Linked DNA regions of Homo sapiens: region 2 is linked to region 1. A link is an interaction called in ENCODE POLR2A ChIA-PET data of the cell type or tissue named here. Cell type or tissue: PC-3. All regions are shown on one strand. Links, peaks and the distances in the headings refer to the core of each region. The heading gives the core; the rest is flanking DNA.

The links. ChIA-PET counts read pairs that join two places held together with the same protein. Peaks named below come from ENCODE experiments on the same cell type or tissue, not always from the same donor. Only the 100,000 strongest peaks of a DNase experiment are listed, where the experiment ranks them.
Region 2: POLR2A ChIA-PET joins it to region 1 with 6 read pairs; 3 of 35 experiments call an interaction of 5 or more read pairs at or near these places.

Annotation. Positions count from the first base shown.
Region 1 is chr11:112,121,270-112,129,764 of GRCh38, forward strand. No RefSeq gene overlaps it. Among named protein-coding and RNA genes, the nearest start is that of IL18, 39 kb to the right of the region's middle. In PC-3, for the core only: no CTCF peak of the experiment used is centred there; no DNase peak of the experiment used is centred there.
Region 2 is chr11:112,244,700-112,253,194 of GRCh38, forward strand. PLET1 (placenta expressed transcript 1) reads right to left here. Exons shown (of 4, transcript NM_001145024.1): 3 at 7,649-7,710; 4 at 3,454-4,275. The coding sequence ends at 4,100. Among named protein-coding and RNA genes, the nearest start is that of PLET1, 12 kb to the right of the region's middle. In PC-3, for the core only: no CTCF peak of the experiment used is centred there; DNase peaks (open chromatin) are centred at 2,702 and 3,702; H3K4me3 peaks cover 894 bases; H3K27ac peaks cover 2,416 bases.

The sequences.
Region 1 (8,495 bases), core at 1,683-6,682:
TGTTTTGAAATTAATTTTAATTTATGGGTGTTTTGGAATGAAGCAGTCCTGTCCTCTCAAAAAGCAAACAAACAAACAAAAGGGCATTGTGATTTTGATTGCTTTAGAATGTCAGTAGGACTAGTTAGTCAAAGTCTATTTCTAAAACATACCTCCTTTTCGTCATTGCAAAGGAGAAGTACACTTTACTTTCAAGGCTGACTTTGGGCATTGAGAACACAGAAAGATGATTTCCTACATTCTTAGCTAATTAATTTTAAGTGTAGCTGGAAGCCTGGTGAGGCAGAACTTAAAGAAGATGCTACTTCTTGACTTTTAAGCAGAGGCAGCAAATCACTTACAGTAAAAATTACTCAAGGAAATCACTCAATTGGCTTTTTTTGCTATGGAATTGTGACTTTTTTCCTATAATGCCCTAGGGAAAGAATATAACTGTACCTCCCTTCCTTCCAATTTCTTCAATGTCCATAGCTTTAAAGAAGAGGTCAAAATTTTGTATAAAGGACTCAAGAACCTCTCGAAAGGACAAGCTCTAAGAGTCCAATCTCTTACCACTCTCAGCGTCAAGGTTAGGGCACCTTCATTGGAAGGAAACTGCACGGTCCAGTTCTAGACTTGGGGGCAGATAAGGCCAGGAGTTCCAGTTTCCTGCCATAAAATTACCACAATGGCTGGAGATGAAACCAGCTTGACGGCCCCTGCACTGGCGAAGGCAGCAGGAGAAGGGCACAGCTTTTGGCATGTGAAATGGCTGGTGCTGGAAGCTGGCCTTACCCAGCTGTCTTGGGGCAGACTTACCTCCTGAGAAAGTAACTATGTCCACAGAGCTGTTGTCTTGAGAACCCCTGACTGAACTAACGGTGAGACATGAGCTTGTTTTTTTTTCAAGGAACTCTTTAGTCTAGACTGTTGCAGCAAGTGGAAAGCCCCTTAGACCTTCTTGGGACATCTGTGACCCTAGCTCCTACAGTGACCCTTCCAGGAACAACCAGTCTGGTGGTGATGGGGTCATCTTTTGGCCTCAAATGCCAAACAAGCTTGAGCCTCTCTTTCCCCGTCTTCTGACACTTAGACTCACAAAGGAGCCTGCAAGCCTAAGGGGGATGAAACTGCATGCCTTTGGAGATGAAACTGGACTTGTGTGTGGGCGCTGAGCATTAAAGGTTGGGAGGTGAGGGTGTGTGCAGTTGGATATTATAATAACCTCAGTAATGATTCACACATGTAAGGCAAAAATAAGAAGCTCAATTCTTCCTGTTAAAAATAAAGGATGCCAGGCATGGTGGCTCACGCCTGTAATCCCAGCACTTTGGGAAGCCGAGGGGGATGGATCACAAAGTCAAGGAGTTCAAGACCAGCCTGGCCAAGATGGTGAAACCCTGTCTCTACTAAAAATACAAAAAAAAAAAAAAAAATTAGCTGGATGTGGTGGCAGGCGCCTGTACTTCCAGCTACTCGGGAGGCTGAGGCAGAGAATTGCTTAAACCTGGGCGGAAGAGGTTGTAGTGAGCCCAGATGGCGCCACTGCACTCCAACCTGGGCGACAAAATGAGACCCCATCTCAAAAAAAATAAAAATAAAAAATAAATAAATAGATAAATAAAATAAAATAAAATAAAATAAGGGATGAGACCTGCCCTGGTCCCTTTTCTTAGAGTATTTACTTTAGAAAACGTGTAAGTTCTCTTCAGAATACATAAAATCCTTGTAAAATTTAAATACGAATTTTGCTAGCTTTACAACCCAGGAATGTCTTTCTCAAGGACCCAGGAGCCATCTCTTCTGAATGTAAACTTCCAGGGAAAATCATTTCCCTGTGTCGCAGTTTTTGTGAGAGTGTAGGAGCCTAGCTTCGGCAGGTGCCTGGCACCCAGTGGCAAAACTCCCTGCTGCCAAGAAGATAGCAGAAGTTTCTTTTTCCTTTGTATTAAACCAAGTGACTAACACAGGTGGTCACCCCTGTTACCAGGTGAATTTAGGATGAACGATGTGTTATGAATGGCGCTGTCAAGTCCTCTTCCTTGGACTGATGATTGTTTATCTTGAGAACACGTGTGTAATGGATTGCGTCTGTCTGGCTGTATGAAAGGGTGAGATTTATTTCTGCCTTTGCAATCTTTTAGTGAATTGCTTGGGATGTGCATCACTTTCTGGTTTAATGCTTATTCAATAATAAGTGTGTTTTCTTTCTCTTCCTTTGTGGAGAGATTTACTGGGTTGAGAGAAAAGTTTATTTTTAAGTATATTTCCCCAATTACACTAATGCCACAACTCAACAATATGTGAAAAAAGGAAAATTTATATTGACTTGAATCCTTCAGAAGACCTGACTTTTAACAAATTTATTTTGTCAGACTTTACAAGAAAATGGCCTTTTTTTCCTTTTGTCTCTTCCTCTCCCCCTCATTTTATCCAATTTTCCTATATTGCCTGTCTCTCTTTTATCCTATTAAAAGACCACTCTTAAAATAAGATAAAGTCACGATTCTCAAACAGATGTAAAAATGAACACGTTAAAGATTTTATTCTATTCACTTAATCTATGAGAGAATCAGGAAGCTGTTGCAACCAGTTCAGAAGATAATCTGAAGAACAGACACATTTATAGAGAAGAAATATTGAAATAAATGGGATGGAGGCAAAACTGGTTTTCAGAAGGAAGGAGGGAAGTCAATGGCTCTTCCACTACACAGGAGAGAACTGCATGTCTATAGACAAGAATTATTTTGGATTGTTATCAGTTCTATACAACTTAAAGAATAGTAAAATAGCTTCAGCAGAATTGGAGTCAGATAATTAGAGGGGCCTCCTCAAGACCATGCATAATATAATTTTCCACTAAAGCATAAAAGTTCTCCTACAATCTTCTTTCTTTCTTTTTAGAGACAGAGTCTTACTCTGTTGCCCGGGCTGGAGTGTGGGGGCACGATCATAGCTCATTGCAGCCTCGAACTCCTGGGCTCAGGTGATCCTCCTGCCTTAGTCTCTTGAGAAGCTGGGATGACAGGTGTACACCACCGTGCCCAGCTAAGTATTCTTCTTACTGTAAAAAAAGATTAATAACATATGTGGGCTGGGCATGGTGGCTCAAGCCTGTAATCATAGCACTTTGGGAGGCTGAGGCGGGTGGATCACGAGGTCAAGAGATCCAGACCAGCCTGGCCAATATGGTGAAAAACCCTGTCTCTACTAAAAATACAAAAATTAGCTGGGTGTGGTGGCGGGCGCCTGTAGTCCCAGCTACTCAGGAGGCTGAGGCAGGAGAATCGCTTAAACCCGGGAGGCGTGTAAAGACACTTTGAGAAGTCGACAATAGGTAGTAATTATTTTCTTTTTCTCTACCTAAACAAGTTTCTTACCTTAAGTGTGACTTAAAATTATCTATTCTAGGAAGAATTCACTGATTAACTCAAGCTGGCTTAGCTCCTCTGTTTACTATCATTATTAATAAACATTTTTTGTCTTTAGTGTGCTGTTGCTGTGTCTGACAGGTAATGTTTGCATAAATAATTATGTCTGTAAAGCCATGAGTAATTGCAATAATTATTAGGATTACTGGTATAGGTAAAAATAATTAAGAAATTTCTTTTCTTTTTAAAATTATTTTCTTTTTAAAATTTTTTATTTCCTCTATCTGAAGTCTACCCTGCAAGCAACTGCTTTTCTTCAACTGCAGGATGTCAGAAAACCAGTGTGACAAGTTAAAAAAAAACAAAACAACCAATTAAAAAACTAATTGACAAATAATTATATATTTTCAAGGTATACAATGTGATAATTTGATATACATTGTTTGATGATTACTACAATCAAATTAATTAACACATCCGTCACCACACCATAGTTACCATTTGTGTGTGTGTCAGGGTAGAGGGCGGTAAGGACACTTAAAATCTGTTCTCTCATCAAATTTCAAGTAAACAGGACAATATTATTAACTGTAGTTACTTTGTTTACATTAGATCCCCTGAACTTATATAGAAACCCCTAAAGATTCCACCAAAAAACAGAACTGAGAAATGAGTTCAGTAAAGTTGCAAGATATAACAGGTTCATTTAGTAACTTGATGGATGATTTTGGCATATTATAGACCTGGTCTATAGTATCTTTTTTGTTTGTTTTTAACATTTAAAAAATACATATATTTTTCTCTGTCTTATAGATACTCAAGTTCCTTAAAAGCAGGTATTACGTCTGGGTCATTTTTGTATGCCCAGCACCTGGCACAATGCCAATGCCTGGCACACAGTAGGTGCTTAATAATACCAACCAAATGACCAACTCTCTGACTTTAAATTTCTATTTTTCTTTTGAGACAGGGTTTCACTCTGTTTCCCAGCCTGGAGTGCAGTGGCGCGATCATAGCTGACTGCAGCCTTGATCTCCCAGGTTCAAGTAATCCTCCCGCCTCAGCCTCCTGAGTAGCTAAAGGCAGGCGCCACCATGCCCAGCTAATTTTTTTAATTTAAATTTTTAGTGGAGATGAGATCTTGCTATGTTGCCCAGGTGATCTCCAACTCCTAAACTCAAGGGATCCTCCCTTGGCCTTCCAAAGTGCTGGGATTACAGGCGTGAGTCACTGCACCTGGCCTCTGATTCTAAAAGTCTTGAGGGCAGGGATCCTGCTTGCTGTCTCCTTGGCATGCCAATGGATACTGGCTTTATGCTTCTGCTAAGGTCTCAATTAGTCTCCTTATTTTGAAATTATCTTTCTTGTCTCCTTGGGGCCCACAGATACCCAATAGTATAGTGGTTTATTGGAAAATTATATGTCGTGGTGGAAAGACTAAGGGGCTGGGAGCTCTGGCACTACCAGAGACTAGCTGGGTGATCTTCGGGCAAAGCATTTCACTTCCTGAACCTCTGTTTATTTTTTCCTCTGCACCTCAGTATACCCTTCTGTATAACAAGGATAATAGCCTCTTTTTTTTTTAATTGGAGCATTGTGATTATAAACAAGACCTATTCTGTATGTTGAATTCTATAGAAGCCATGAAAGGACTTAGAAAACTATGAGCTGCAATTTAATTTTTGATCTCAACTAATTTTTAAAGCAGCAAGCATGTGTGTGGGTTGTGTATGTTATGAATATGCATCCAATAGATTTATCTTTTAGTTGCTTTAGAGACTGAAGGTGCATTTCCTTCGTACTCATTGTTTTAAATGTGAGATTTGATACTACCAGGCCTGTCTGGACACTTTTTTTTTTTTTTTCGAGACAGTTTTATTCTGCCTCCCAGGCTGGAGTGCAGTGGTGTGATCTCAGCTCACTGTAACCTCCACCTCCCAGGTTCAAGTGATTCTCGTGCCTCAACCTCCCGAGTAGCTGGGACTACAGGCATGCGCCACCAAGCCCAGCTAATTTTTGTATTTTTAGTAGAGATGGGGTTTCACCATGTTGGCCAGGCTGGTCTCGAACTCCTGACCTCGAATTCTGCCTGCCTCGGCCTCCCAAAGTGCTGGGATTAGAGGTGTGAGCTGCCGTGCCCAACGGAGACCTTCTTAAAGATGTCTGTCCCTATGTGATTCTGAATATGGAAAACTCCATTGCCAATGAGGGTCATGGTTTTGTAGAGAAAGCAGATGGTAAATGGACTCTACTCTTCAGGAATTCAGCTTGCTTGGCAAGTAAGGTTGGATAGGCCAGGTGATGTCAGACCTAAACCAGGAGTCATCCTGCATTCCTCCCTACCCTTACCCTCACATCCAATCTATTGGCGATTCCTGCTGACTCTCCAAAAAGTATCGGAATCAGAGAGCTCTCTCCTCGTGCACTGCTACATCTGGTCCGGTGTTGTTATCCCTCATCTAGGCTAGCACACTGCCTCCTAACTGGTCTCTCTGCTTCCACCTTTGCCCAACTCAAATCCATTCTCTTCCCAGTGGCCAGAATAATCTTTCAGAAACATAAATCAGATTGCATAATTCCCCCAACTTAAAGCCCTGTGTTGGCATTTAGATAAAATCCATACCCCATTCTTGAGTCCACAAAGACTCTGACCAAACCACAACTGCCTCTCCCACCTCATTTATGGCCACTCTCCCTTCTGCCAAATCTCCCCTGGCCACAGGAGCCATTTTCTCTGCTTCCTACACTCCAAGCTTGCTCCAGCCTCAGGACCTTTGCACCAGCTATTCTCTGTGCCGAGAATGCTCATCCTCATAATCTTGGCATGGGAGATCTTGTCTTGGCTTTCACATCTTAGTTTAACCATCACCTCTTCATAGAGGTTCTTTTTTGTTTTTGTTTTGTTTTGTTTTTGTTTTTGAGATGGAGTCTCACTCTGTCACCCAGGTTGGAGTGCAGTGGTGCGAACTCGGCTCACTGCAATGTCTGCTTCCTGGGTTCAAGCAATTCTTCTGCCTCAGCCTCCTGAGTAGTTGGGATTACAGGTGCCTGCCACTACGCCTGGCTAATTTTTGTATTTTTAGTAGAGACAGGTTTCACTGTGTTGGCCAGGCGGGTCTCGAACTCCTGACCACGTGATCCACCCGCCTCGGCCTCCCAAAGTGCTGGGATTACAGGCATAAGCCACCACGCGCAGCCTTCACTGAGGTTCTTAATTTTTCAGATAGCATTTTGTGTTATCTGATTTTTGGATCTTTAAAACATTCTGTCTACATGTCATTTTCCCCCTACTAGAATGTAAGTTCCTTGGGAACAGGGATCTTTCTCTGTTATTTTCTGAATACTTAGTGCCTTGAAAAGAGCTTGGCTTATAGTAGGTGCTCAATAAATATTTGTCAGATGCATGAAAGGCATTTTAATACTTCTTGTTAAATTGGGGTCGGGTGTGATGGCTCATGCCTATAATCCCAGTGCTTTGGGAGGCCAAGGTGGGTGGATCACTTTGAGCTCAGGAGTTTGAGACCAGCCTGGCAAACATGGCAAAACCCCATCTCTACTAAAAATACAAAAAATTAGAGGGGTTTGGTGGCATGTGCCTGTAGTCCCAGCTACCCCAGAGGCTGAGGCAGGAGAATCGCTTGAACCCCAGAGGTGGAGGTTGCAGTGAGCCCAGACTGTACCACTGCACTCTAACCTGGGCCACACCACGAGACACTCGGTCTAAAAAAAAAAAAAGAAAAAAAAATTAGTTTGTCTTCTTCTACCTAAGGGTGAAAATAACATGTGAGCTTCAAGATTCAATGCATGGCTTCCAACCCTGATGGGCTAGCTGGAGAGTGGTGGAGTGAGAAGACAAGGTGGCAGACCCAAGGTGGATTGTCAGATGGCAGAGATGGGAAGACACCAGGAAACCAGGCTCATATTTTCATGGAACCACTGGCTGCTGAAGCCTGTGACTTTGGCAGGCAGCCCAGGGTGAATCACTACTTAGATGAATGAGGAGATTCTGCTTTGTCCCTGACACTTCAAATTGTTATTCCTTCCTTAAGCAATTTATGGGCACTCCCATAGACTCTCTAGCCTTTGGAGCCTTTGCATTAGGAGCTTGATTTATGGATATCTGTATAGTTACAGGAAATAATGTCGTATAAAAGGCATTTAATATGGAGGGGCTTTATGACCCCTTGCTTGGGTGTAACCATCCCTGTCAGGGTGCCAGGAGAGAAGGGTGGAGCCTTTTTGGATGCTGGGAAGTGAGGGTGTGAGGTGTTATCCAGGTGGGAAAGGCATGCTGAGAGGGAGGGCCCCTGTGTGGTTCTGAACACTGTGCTCCATCCACACAGCCCTCCTCGGGGGCTGGGTGCAGCAGCTGTTGGAGTTCTTTCTTCACAGTAAATATTTAACCACGTAAGATGCCCAGGCTACCAGCCACTGCTAAGTGACAGGCAAAATCCTAAGCCACAGATGTTGCCCTCTGGCTCTCAGCTCAGAGAGCTGAGGCTGTTGACTGGAGTCCTCAGAACTTCAGAGAGCTTGGAAGTTTGTGCATTTCATCAACTGACTTGCTTTGTCTGCCAGAAAGCATTAAGCCTCAGAATTTATACCTTCCCTTCTTCATTCATTTGTGTATATTCATACATTGAGCACCTGCTCTGGTCCGGGTTCTGCGCTTAGGTGATTGGGATACATCAGTGAATAAAACAGACAAAGGTCTCTGCCTCTGGGACCCAACGTTCTACCAAGGAAGAGGGACAATAAACAATGAGCATACTATATATATTAATTATATGTAAACATTATATATTATAAGGTGATGGGCCTATAGATGAAAAATAATGTGGTGTAAAGGGAACTAGAATGTGTGGAGGTGGGACGGGGCAGGTTATGGTATTAAATAGCCAGGGTAAGCTTCACTGAACAAGTGAGATTTCATCAGCATCCTGAAGGAGATGAGGAATTTGTCAAATGGACCTCTGAGGGGAGAGAATTACAGGCAGAGAAAATAACTAGGCCCCAAGCTGGAAGTACGCTTAGAGTGTCAGAGCAACAGCAAGACCGGTGTGGCTGAAGCAGGCTGAATGAAGACTAGAGAAGTAGGAGACAAAATTGGAGTGGGAACTGGGAACTGGGGACCAGGCAGTCAAT
Region 2 (8,495 bases), core at 1,604-6,603, 120 kb after region 1:
AAGTGAATCCTATAATACATCAAAGGATCATTGACTATGATCAAGTGGGACTCATCCCAGGGATGCTTCAAAAATGATTAAATTTACAGAAATAAACATGATGTACCATATTAGCAGAATCAATAACAAAAACCATATAATTTTTTCAATAGATGTCAAAAAGTATTTGATAAAATTCATCCCTTTATCATAAAAACCCTCATCAAAATGGATATAGAAGGAACATACCTCAAATTATTAAAGGCCATCTATGTCAAACTCATGGCTAACATCAGACCGAAAGGGGAAAATTTGAAGGCCTTTTCTCTAAAGACTGGTACAAGATAAGAATTGCCCACTTTTACCACTTTTATTCAACATGATACTGGAAGTCCTGGTCAGAGCAACTAGGCAAAGAAAGAATAAAAGGGCATCCAAATTGTAAAGGAAGAAGTCAAGTTAACCTTGTTTGAAGAGGACATGATCTTATTACTTAGAAAGACCTAAAAACTCCACCAAAAAACTGATAGAACATAAAACAAATTCAGTAAAGTTGCAGGTTACAAAATCAACATACAAAAATCAGTAGCATTTATATGTGCCAACAGTGAACAATCTGAAAAATCAAGAAAGTAATCCCATTTACAATAGCTGCAAAAAATATAAAATACCTAGGAATCAATCTAACCAAAGAAATAAAAGTTCTGTACAAGGAAATAAAATTCTGATGAAAGAAACAGAAGAGGACACCAAAAAGTGGAAATATATTCCATGCTCATGGATTGGAAGAATAATATTGTTAAAATGACAATACTACTACAAACTACTTACAGATTCAATGCAATCCCTATCAAAATACCGATGACATTCTTCACAAAAAGAGAAAAAAAAAAAACAAACCTAACATTTATATAGAACCACAAAAGACCCTGAATAGGCAAAGCAATCCTGAGCATAAAGAACAAAGCTGGGTTGGGCATAGTGGCTTATACCTGTAATCTCAGCACTTTGGGAGGCCAAAATGGGAGAACTGCATGAGGCCAGGAGTTCGAGCCTGCAGTGAGCTATGAGTGCACCACTGCACTCCAGCCTGGGCAACAGAGTGAGACCCTTCACACACACACACACACACACACACACACACACACACAAAACAGAGTGAGACCCTTCACACACACACACACACCACACACACAAACATACCCTGAAACACAAAAACCCCCAAACCAAAAAACAAAGCTGGAGGGATCACAATACCGGACTTCAAAACTTATTACAAAAGCATAGTAACCAAAACAGCGTGGTACTGGCATAAAAGCAGACACATAGACCAGTGGAACAGAATAGAGAACCCAGTTATAAATTCATGCATTTATAACCAACTCATCTTTGACAAAAGCACCAAAAACTTAGAATGGGAAAAGTCCAGTCTTTTCAAAAAAAATGGTGCTGAGAAAACAGCATAACTATGCAGAAGAATGAAACTAGACCCCCATCTCTCACTATACAAAAATATCAAATCAAAATGGATTAAAGAGTTGAACCTAACACCTGAAACTGTGAAACTCCTAGGAGAAAGCATTGGGCAAATACTTTGAGATGTTGGTCTGGGCAAAGATTTCTTGTATAAGACCTCAGAAGCACAGGCAACCAAAGCAAAAATAGACAATTGGGATTACATCAAGCTAAAAAGTTTCTGTACAGCAAAGGAAACAGTCAACAAAGTGAATAGACAATCCACAGAATGGGAGAATGGGAGAAAATATTTGCAAACTATTCACCTGATAAGGGATCAATAATAAGAATACATAAGGAGCTTAAACAACTCAATAGTAAAAAAAAAATCCAATTTAGTAATGGGCAAAAAATTTGAACAGACATTTCTCAAAAGGAGACATACGAATTGCCAACAGGTGTAAGAAAAAATGTTCAGTATCACTAATCATCAGAGACATGCAAATCAATATCATAATGTGATATCATCTCACCCCAGTTAAAATGGCTTGAATCAAAAAGACAGGCACTAACAGATGCTGGAAAGGATGTGGAGAAAGGGGAATCCTCATACACTGTTGGTGGGAATGTGAATTAGTATAGCCACTACGGAGAACAGTATGGAGGTTTGTCAAAAAACTGAAAATAGAACTACCATGTGCTCCAGCAATTCTACCACTAGGTACATATCCAAAAGAAAGGCAGCATGGTGCTCAATAAGTATTTATTGATAAATTAGCCTGAAGCAATGTGGGATAGCCATTACCTAGATCAGAAAGGTGTGGTTTTTATGGATTACACTGTGGTAAAATTCCTTTTATATATATTTTTGAGGAGAGAGGGTGGAAATGTTAACAAAAGCGGGAACTTTTGGAATACAAAAATTAGGATCTTATAGTACTTTCATAGCAACATTAATGAAGCATAAGGTAAATGCTTAGTAAATGATCATTCGTAGGCTTTTTCTCATCCTATAAAATTGCTCAGCCTTTTTGGGGAGCCACCTGTTGTTCTTGAATCAGAGCTGGTGTGGAGTCAACCTAGGAGTCAGCATCTTAGAAGAGATTAGGAGCATGCTACTTCTCTGAGCCCCCAAATTAGTAGATGGATAATCTTAGGAAAATTGGTTGTTTAGTTCCTTCTGGTGAGTATTTTTGGATGCTTGAAAAGAATCGTAGCCAACCCATCTCTTTGGCAGTTAAACAAGCATATATGACTAAGCAGATTGTGTATTTACATAGGACACGTATTACATTTCAGTTACAAACACCAGGGAGTGATAAATATCATCAAGGTGTCCTAAGTGGGGAGGGAAGAATAGAGTCGGAATTCTTACGAGGTGCACAATTTTAGGGATCAGCAAAGAATGTTGGCATCCTGGAATTTAGCATCATTATTAAAAGAAAACTTTGTTGCTTATTACAAGCTTATTACTGGACATACCATGTTTCCTTCTGGTTGTACATTGCGTTATATATATTATAAATAGGGTGTTGAGTCCAATCTCTCTCCTTCACTGCAAGACCCTGTTGCAGTGGTCCCTATACACAAATATATGTGTATATAGGTGTTGTTATCCCACATCCTTCAGCCAGTTAAGGGCAGGGCTGACTCTGAGGCATTGTGGGAATAACAACACTGCCTATATACACAAATACGTGTGTATATATGTGTGTGTATATATAGGTGTGTGTGTATATATATATGTATATATACACACACACACACACACACACACACACACACACACACACACATATATTTTGCCCATTTCTTAACAGAAATTACTATTAGGGGAAAAATGACCAGTTTTCACTTGAGGGAAATGAAAATTGAGATAGTTTTGCCCCAAAGTCTGGTCTTGAAAACACACATACACTCACCATTTGATTCGTTCTTTAATACCCACACACAAATAATACAATTAGACAACATTCTCTGTGTTTTAACTTACTCATTAGAGACTTATATTTGAATGGAACACATTCATTATTCTTGTTTAAAGTATAATTTATTTGTTGTGACAAAAATGTTTTTATAACATAGTTTTTTTCTATATTGGCTTCTCAGACATGGTTCGTTCCTGTTCTCTTGCCCTTCAAAATCTACTGGTGTGGACAAATGGGAAGCTGCCAGCAGCCTCAGAGCTATTTCTCCTTTCTCCTTTCTTTCTTGAGTCACATGAGTCACAGAAGTTCCTTGTAACCTGAATGGGTTTGGTTAGAAATCTGAGATCATCTTGAAAGTAAGGAAGGATTCTTCCCACAGAAACTCAGAGGTTGCAGGGGAATCATTTGGCAGTGAACAAAAGTTGAGATTGGCTGTGGAATTGGCTGCCAACCTGTTCAACCAATAGGGAGAACCTAGGTGACTAAGTTCCGGCCAGTTCTAAATATTTTCAAAAAGTGTAATATGTGTCCTGAAAGATCCAGATGAACATCTATGTGACCCAAGCCTGCCAATGAGTGCCTCCAGATCTTTGTTTTGGTCTGAAGCCGTGGCAGCAAAGTTGCACATTTGAGAATGTAAAGCCTTCATTTACACACATTCGGTTCCCAGCACTAGCTTGGAACTGAATGTAGGAGGATGCAGTGGAGGCAGAAACAATTGTTTCCCTGGCTTCCCTTTAGAAGAGAAGTGTGCTGGTGAGAAAAGCAAGCAGGATATAAATGGCCTCTGTGATGGGGCTGCTGAAGACTTGGTTGGCCAAGCCTTCGAGTCTGATACTCTTGGGTGTAATCATGAAGAAAGGCTTGAAGGCTGAGCTCTGGGGAATCTTGGCAGCTAAGGCTAAGGTTGACACTGGAAAGGTGGTTGAGGGTGCGGTTGGCACTGGAAAATGGCATCGGAACCTCCGTTGGGTGGTGGGTGGGCACTCGAGAAAGGAGGGTAATCTGATGGAATGCTAGAGCCAGATTCATGAGCAAAATTCAATCAACCCTTCTCCAGTGCCAAGTGTTTTCAGAGGAGGGGAAAAGCTGGGGGTTAAACACACAGGGTTAAGTAACAAAAATAAGGAAGAAACACTTTCTACCCTTAAGGTCTGCATAGTTCTATGAGATGAGGTGGAGACCTATTGAATTTATACAACTGCTGCATTTGTTGTTGGGGTGGGTAGTCTCCTCCTGAATGTAATCTTGTCTTTAATAGATTAGGTTAATCAGTGCAAATATGATCCAGAATGACACAATGTTATTTTCTTCTTGTGAATTTCAAGGGCTTGTAAGAACCAGATCCAATCCAGACCTGAGGACGGCCATCCCTGCTTTAAAGTTAATGGAAAGGTGCCCAGTCCAAAGCCCCGACTCTGTTTCTGTGATTTCTGAGGCACTGGTCAGTTTTATATGAAGGGACCTGATCACACATTGGTTCTCTGAGGTTAACTTGCAGAGAAGCACAGAAAGCTAGGCCCATAGTCCTGAGGGGTTGTCTGATCCTGGACAAACTGGAGGTTGGCGGGAATACCTCCAAGACTCTGAGTGGACTGTAGGGAGGTCTGTAAGGAAGAGGAAGAGACCAGATGTCTGTAATCCCAGCACTTTGGGAGGCTGAGGTGAGTGGATCACTTGAGGTCAGGGGTTCGAGACCAGCCTGGCCAACATGGTGAAACCCTGTCTCTACTAAAAATACAAAAATTAGCCCGGTGTGGTGGCAGGGGCCTGTAATCCCAGCTACTCAGGGGGCTGAGGCAGGAGAATCACTTGAACCCGGGAGGTGGAGGTTGCAGTGAACGGAGGTTGCGCTACTGCATTCCAGTCTGGGTGAGAAAGTGAGACTCTGTCTCAAAAATTAAAAAAAAAAAAAAAAAAAAAGGAAAAGGAAGAAGGGGAATGTCCAGGAGTCGACTCAGGCCTGTGGAGTCTTCTTCCCGCCTGGAGGGTGCCTTCCAGTAAGGTAGCATTGTCTAATCTTTAGCACTTCCCCAGGCCAAATGTTTCTCTGGCATCCCACTAACCCAGACAGTTGGAATGCAACTACTTTCTTTTTCTTTTTTTTTTAACTGGATTTTGTTAGCCTGGAGCTAACGAGTCCTGACTAGAAACAAACCTTTTTTTTTTTTTTTTTTTTTTTTTCCTTTTTGGCATTTATGTCAGGGAAGCAGGAGCCTAGGAGAGTCAGAGTGACACCATTTAAAAGTCAACTACATCTTGCAACTAGCAAGCACATTCCTTGCCAGTCACAGCCCATGGTCCTAAGATGTTTACAGTTGAGGAAACAGACTGAAGATACCAACAAGGACACACTCCTGTAACAGCGGAAAGTCCAGATGTCCCAATACCCTTGACAATATATGCTTTCAAGATAATTATAGTTACGCTTTGATGGACTTACACACTAAAATGTCAGGGATAGTTTTCTTTACATCAATAAAGTAATAAATTTTGTCATGCTGTCAGCCCACCCACACACAGGCACAGCTTAGTTTAGTCTTTACATAGACAAGGCCCCTATACAAGAAAAACTTAAAGACAGTGTGTTCCTCCACCTGCTTTCTGAGGACACCCTACTCTGTAATAGAGTAGCTTTCAGTAAACTATCTCTTTTCACTACAGGCTGCCACTCACCTTGAATTCCTTCCTGTGTGAGATCCAAAAACGCTCTATCGGGATCTGATATCAAGACCCCCCTTTTCCAGTAACATTTACACAAGGGTTCATCTTGGCAATGGCCTTGAGGAAAAAACTACTCTCTGTTTTCTTGCAGAGGGAAATCCACCAAGGAAATAGTTAAGACATTCATATAATAGTTTCATTAGGCATAATCACTTTACAATTTGTTGTTGAATATAATTCTCCCTTTGAACACATTTTGCAATGCGTAACTGGCGGGAAAATAGGCAGCATGCTAGGTGTCTTTCAGTGTCTGGGGGCTCGTGAGGACCACCTGTTGTTGGACAGTGAGAAAGGCTAATGTTTCTTGTTCTTGGTTGAATCTTGTATTTAAAAAAGTCATTCAAAAACAATGTATTTTTATAGTTTTGATGTAAGTCTAAGAAAAGTGGAAAAATATGATATGGAATAGGAGTCTTCTTTTGGCCATTTACTTTCTGTGTGGCCTTAGACAAGTTACCTATTTTTCTGAATCTCCTTTCTTGAACCTTTTTGTAAATTAAAAAAAAAAAAAAATTAGGCTGGGCGTGGTGGCTCACGCATGTAATCCCAGTGCTTTGGGAGGCTGAGGTGGGTGGATCGCTTGAGGTCAGGAGTTCAAGACCAGCCTGGCCAACATGGTGAAACCCCATTTCCACTAAAAATATAAAAATTAGCCAGGCATGGTGGCTCATTCCTGCAATCCCAGCTACTTGGGAGGCTGAGGCAGGAGAACCCGGGAGGCAGAAGTTGCAGTGAGCTGAGATCGCACTACTGCACTCCAGCCTGGGCAACAGAGCGAGACTCCATCTCAATTAAAAGAAAAATTAAATAGAGACAAAGTCTCACTGTGTTGCCCAGGTTGGTCTTGAGCTCCTGGGTTCAAGGGATCCTTCCGCCTTGGCCTCCCAAAGTGTTGGGATTACAGGTGTGAGCCACTGCACCCAGCCTTAAATTTGTTATATATAGCTCCTTAGAGGGAGGTAAGAGAAAAGAAAGGGAATGGGGAAGAAGATGGGCGAGGAACCTCAGGGAGGTGCGAAGCTGGGGGCGACAGCCTGTGAAAAGCTGTGGAAATTCCTAGTAGAGTGGTGGTGGCCACAGGCCACTGTAAGAACTAAAGACATTGCTATTTCTATGATATCAATCCTTCTTTGTGCAACTCCCCAGCCTCCACCCCCAATCCCTTTAAAACCCTTTGGTTAAAGTCTACTGTATCCATTAAGGCTTTGTGTGAGTGGGAATTATTTGTGGAAATTGAGGAAGATGTTTTCACATTGTGTCTATGTGGTATTGAACAGAAACAGCTCCTATGGAAGCGGCATTTGGAGCCACAGATGACCCTGAGAATATAAAGACCCTGGGAATTTGCAGAAATCTTGGGGGAGGGCTTTTGTTTTCTAAAGGACATGGGACAACGGGTTGGGCAAATATTCTATAGGTCTCAAGGTGCAGGGAGACTCAACTGATAGATAGCTGAGTGATGCGTGGTAAGAAGACCCTCTTTTCTAGGGAACCCACAAGGTAATTTTCCAGGCTGACTGAGTTCATTGCAAGACTTGCAAATGGGCTGCAAAGGAACTCACGTTTTTCTCTTAGCTTCAGAGTAGAAAGTATAGGCAGCGCTCTGATCTGGACAGTGAAAGCTCTGTGGAGGGCAAATCAATGAGAGATAATGCTGAGGACCTCATGCGGAATTCACAAGTTCAGCTCACATTTCGGACTTCCCCGCCGCTTAATTCCTTTTGTGCTTACTTTCTGTATGGCACAATGAGCAGATCATTAAATACTGGTCTGCTTTTGATTGATAAGATCCTCCACGATCTTGGTCAACTTCCACACAGCCTCTCCCATTCCAACGCCCCTACCAACATCACCACCCTGACTGCCCACAGGCTGGTACACATACCTCTGGTCTTTGTTCAAGCCAGTCCCTCTGCCTATAATACCTGTCCTGGTCACATCTGCTCATAGACTCAATGGTAACCTCTATGAAGTTGTTTCTCCCTATTGTCACTAAGCTAGGCATGATGCTCTGTTGCACTGACTTGCTAGGAGCCTCTGTCCCCATGGGAGGACCGACTTTATAAGGCAGGTTCTGTTGTCAACAGTGCCTGACATATCATAGGTGCTTTATGTTTGCACTGGTACCGCTTGGTCTGTTATCCTATCAATAAACCCATTATATGAGTCCCTTGTTCATACATGTGTTAGATCATTAATGAAAGGACACCTCATTTCAGTCACTGTGCCTGGTGCTGAGGGGGCAGTGGTTGAGCAAGACAGGCCTGGTTTTCATCCTCAGGGCACTTACAGTCTCTTCAGAGGGATAGATTTTAAACAGATTATCAATTACCTAGGTAAAGAATTGATCTGTGATGTACGCTGTGATGAAGGGGAAGAAATTCTGAGAGTGTACAACTGGGAGCTCAT